2 separate regions of the Homo sapiens genome follow, and region 2 is linked to region 1. The links are chromatin loops, found by intact Hi-C in ENCODE. Cell type or tissue: GM12878. All regions are shown on one strand.

Region 1 (2,500 bases):
GAGCCAAGCAGGAGGGTCCACTGCAGTCTAGCATGGATGATAGAGTAAGACCCCCATCTCTAAAAAAATGTAAAAATTAAAAGCACTATCCAATTTTTGATACTCTCTACTTTCAGGCATGTAGGAGATTATACTGCCTGTCCTGCTTGAAGTTAGGTATAATCATATAACTTGCTTTGGCCATTGACATAACAGTAGAAGTGTTGTGTGTCACTTCGAGGTAGAGGCATTTCATGTCCAGTGCTCAATTCTCTAGCCCTCCCTTCCACTGAATGGAGTCATCAGGACCCATAGCATATGAAGAAACAGATTTAGGCTGGGCGTGGTGGCTCACGCCTATAATCTCAGCACTTTGGGAGGCCGAGGTGGGTGAATCACTTGAGGCTAAGAGTTTGAGAGCATCCTGGCTAACATGGTGAAAACCTGTCCCTAATATAAAAATACAAAGAAGTAGCTGGGCATGGTGGCGCACACCTGTAATCCCAAGTACTTGGGAGGCTGAGGCAGGAGAATCACTTGAACCAGGGAGGCACAGGCTGCAGTGAGCCGAGATCACACCACTGCACTCCAGCCTGGGTGACAGAGCGAGACTTGGAAAAAAAAAACCCACACATAAAAACAAAAAACAAATTTAATTCTTTACCTTGTTTATGATGCAGAGACCTTCGTTCACATGTTTACCTGCTGACCTTCTCTTCACTATTATCCTATGATCCTGCCACATCCCCCTCTCCGAGAAACACCCAATAATGATCAATAAATACTAAGGGAACTCAGAGGCGGGCGTGGATCCTCCGTATGCTGAACGCCGGTTCCCTGGGCCCCCTTTTTTCTTTCTCTATACTTTGTCTCTGTGTCTGTTTCTTTTCCAAGTCTCTCGTTCCACCTAAAGAGAAATGCCCACAGGTGTGGAGGGGCAACCCACCCCTTCACAAATCATTATTGTGTTAAACTGTTAAGCTTTGGGGATTGTTTGTTATTTCAGAATCACTAGCCTATCCTGATAGTTACAAGGGCTAAATTTATGCATTTCTTCAGCCACAGTCTGAGTCTAAAGAACAGAATCTATTAAAAATCTATAGTTCAGTAATGTGCCTTTGGATTTCATTTGGATTCATTTAAGAAGCATTTATTAAAGCCTACTATTTTCAAGATAACTGTGGTGGCCATTGTGGCTGTTTTCACTTTCTTTCATGACTGTCTTCTAAGCCACTGTGGAGCGGGCTGTTTTACTTTCTTTTCTGACAGTCTTGTAAGGACACATTGAAAATCTTTGTAAATCTGTTAGAACTGTAATTTTCATGTTGCAGTTCTCAAGTCTTACACCAAGTGGTGCCACATACTAAATGGTAACCAACGGAGCTGCTTTTGATGATCAAGCATATCCAGAGTTTATCTAGTCCAAACTTTGAGTAGCCCAACTTAGCCACTTTGTTTTTCCTGTTATTGCTAATGAGAGTTTAAAACAACCTCAAAGGTGTACTTATTTGTAATAATTGCTAATCACACACACACACACACACACACACACACACACACACACACACAAAACAATCTCCTTGCTGGGGCAAGGTGGGGGTGAGGTGGGTCAGGGTAGGTGAACAAGACTCTGTGGTGTCTTTTCTGGTAGACTGTATGCTCTGTGAAGGTAGAAAATTTGTGTGTCTAATAAAAAACTAGCAAGGTACTGTCCCACAGTAATTTCCTAATAAGTATGCATTGTATGAATGAAGGACAAAAGGAAGGAGTGCATGAAATCCTTAGCACAGTGTAAATCTTCATACAATGTTTAGTTTATTCTGTGTGTTTGCCTAATAGCAAAAGGCTTACTTAGTAGGCATTTTTTCTCATTTTTAATTCCTTCCAAAATTATGTTTTGAAGTTTAAAATCTTTATTTTCGAATCGGAAAATTGATGTGGAATCTTAAGGACAAAGCTAGCATTAAAATGAGCTTTACTTAGTCACCCTTAAAGCTACAAGGTTTTCAGGTATTTTTAAGCCATTAAGAAAAGAAAAACGAGGGCCATATGTGGTGGCTCACGCCTATAATCCCAGAAGTTTGGGAGGCCGGGGCGGGTGGATTACTTGAGGCCAGGAGTTTGAAACCAGCCTGGCCAACATGGTATAACTCCATCTCTACTAAAAATACAAAAATTAGCCAGGCGTGGTGGGCGCCTGTAGTCCCAGCTACTCTGGAGGCTGAAGCATGAGAATAGCTGGAACCCAGGAGGCAGAGGTTGCAGTGAGCAGAGATCGCACCACTGCACTCCAGCCTGGACAACAGAGTAAGACTCTGTTTCAGAAAAGAAGAAAAACAAAAAGAAAATAAAAGAAAAAAAAAGAAAAGAAAAAGAAAAAGAAAAGCTTTAAAGAGGACCATCATGATAGTGAATACCGGCCTTAGTTTTTCTGCTCTTCATGGATGTAAAATCTCTTTATTTAAGAATTTTAAAATGGATTATGTATAATTGATTTGCTCATAAAAATGATGAGGTTTAG
Region 2 (2,500 bases), 780 kb after region 1:
TTTGATAATGGGATAAAGCGAGAAGGTGGGCCTGGGGCAGGGATTGTTAGTGACGCTTTCTGGAGGCTCTGTTCCTGGAGGAGCAAAGAAAGCCCCTAACTCAGACCCATCTGAGAATAAAGGAGGTTTCTGGAAGGAGCAGTGTTCAGATGGGAATGGGGATGGAGCATAAGATGGTTTGTTGTGGTAGTGAAAGAGGAGCAGGAAATGAGGAAGGGACGCTGAAGGAGGAGAAAGAAGAGAAAAAGGAGAAAAGAGATTTATGAGGAAGGAAGGAAAGAATTTCTTGAGATAGCATGGTATTGGAAGAGGGCACAGGCTTTGAAATAAGGCAGCCTGACTTGGAAACAGTTCTGCTAGCCTGTTTCCAGTTCACTGTGTTCAAATGAAATGATAGCAATGGCTGTTCTAAGACTGCAGTGATGTGAATGAAAGGACATAATGTATGAGTGAAGCTCTTTACAAAGAGATGTACTGAAATAAATGTTAGTTATCACAGAGCAGGAAGAAAGAGGGAGATGCATGATTGAAGATGAGGAGAGGGCCACAATAGGAAAGAGAGGAGAAAAGGGATAGGAAGAAAAGGAAGCATGAAAAGAACCTCTCTAGGGGAGGTAGAAGAGAGAAAAATTTCTCCTGTTGAATCATATAAGATACAATCTCTTTCTTGCATTTGTTTTGTTTTCTGGATCACATTTCAATAGCTGTTCCTTTAGTTTTACCTCTATCATGAAGTTTCAGATAATAAAGTGTCTTTGAAGCTCATACCTTCTTCAACAAGAGAGAAACCTATGCTGAATTTGTTGAAAGCTTGTTCTACCATTTTGAAAACAGCTGATCGGAGGAGTGAATTTAGTAACTCTTAGCATTACTTTTCTGGATGGTTCCCCAGAGAGTGAAGTTTGGGCCGGCAGAAGGCAGGGACTGAAGTGATATTTCAGAGCTATATTACCAAACACATTCAGCAAGAATATTTTGTGCATCTGTAACTTGATAACATTTCAACAGCATCTGCTCCCTGAATGTACATCAGAGAACTTGTTCTGGAAAGAATTTGTGTGTGTTAACAAATATTAGGTTAAGAACTGGAGACTGGGGGAGAGTGGTGTGATCACACATACACAGAATTTGCAGTTTACGTGCACAGCCCGCCAGTGAAATGGTTTAATGAATGGAACAATGAATGCATAATTTCATTATGAGTCATCACTATTAAAATGAAAATTTGATAGATACATAACCAGAAAATGTAGCTATCTGTTACAGACACAAGTGCTAATTATATTTTGGAGTATATAATTTATGCTCTGAATAATACAGCAAGTAACTGCTTTTGCCCTATTATGACTATTTTTCCAGGAACAACAGGAAAGTTAGTTTAGACACTGCTTCCTTACTATTATATTTCTGTGAATGTTGAAGCTGACTCACTTTGAAGTGATCTACAGTTCCACATTAGGTGCATACAAAAGGCATTTTCTAGTATAAACTCAAATGCATAAACTTAGAAAGCAATTAAAGACAACAGTTGAAGAAAATCTAACATCAAACCAGCATCTTATTTCTAAAATAGAAATGAAATGCTTTAATTGGTCCATATCACTTTTCACAAAAATTGTCCTTCAAATTTAAATTTCTCTAAAAAAGTTTTCATGAAATCATAATTTCTAAAAGTTTACATTTCTGGAGTATATTTGCCCACATCACATTTGATACTTTTAGAATAAAGTTATTGGGTGGCAAGGCAAATATTAATAGTTACATTTCCATCTAGGCAAATTGAGGATAAGGGAGGTTTAATGATTTTTTTTGCAATCACGTAGCCTGTGCGTATGTCCTCATAATCCAGTGTTCTTTTTATTTCATAAAACTTTTCACCTAGGTCCTGTATTTTTTAGTTAAAACTTCTACTAATATATGCAGCAGAAGATTTTTTAAAAAAAATTTTAAAATAAGAGAGACAACAAAGAGAAGCTACGCACTGGTAGAAAATATTCACAAGACATATTTTATAAAGGACTGCTATCCAAGCTATACAAGGAACACTTAAGACCTAGCAATAAGAAAAACACACAACCTGATTAAAAAATGTTCCAAAGACCTTAACAGACACTTCACTAAGGAAGATATATGGATGGCGAATAAGCATATGAAAAGATGCTCCACATCATATGTCATCAGGAAAATGCAAATTAAAACAACAACACACTACCACTATGCACCTATTAGAAGAGCCAAAATCTAGAACAGTGACAACACCAAATTCTGGAGAGCAACAGGATGCAAGAGCAACAGGAACTATCATTCATTGCTGGTGGAAATGCAAAATGGTGCAGCCACTTTGGAAGACAATAAGCAAAGCATACTCTTACCATATGATCCAGCAAACAGGCTCTTTGGTATTTATCCAAAAGAGCTGAAAACTTATGTCTACACAAAAACCTGCACACAAATGTTTATAGCAGCTTTATTCATAATTGCCAAACTTTGGAAGAAACCA

Evidence for each region. Peaks named below come from ENCODE experiments on the same cell type or tissue, not always from the same donor. Only the 100,000 strongest peaks of a DNase experiment are listed, where the experiment ranks them.
Region 2: it touches region 1 in a loop (5-fold over the local background); 1 of 110 quality-filtered maps calls a loop at or near these places.

What each region holds. Positions count from the first base shown.
Region 1 is chr3:179,315,008-179,317,507 of GRCh38, reverse strand. No RefSeq gene overlaps it. Among named protein-coding and RNA genes, the nearest start is that of ZNF639, 6.8 kb to the left of the region's middle. In GM12878, a CTCF peak has its summit at 1,327; a DNase peak (open chromatin) is centred at 1,317; H3K27ac peaks cover 276 bases.
Region 2 is chr3:178,531,302-178,533,801 of GRCh38, reverse strand. All of the region lies in intron 5 of KCNMB2-AS1 (KCNMB2 antisense RNA 1), which reads left to right. Among named protein-coding and RNA genes, the nearest start is that of KCNMB2, 3.9 kb to the left of the region's middle. In GM12878, no CTCF peak of the experiment used is centred here; no DNase peak of the experiment used is centred here; H3K27ac peaks cover 504 bases.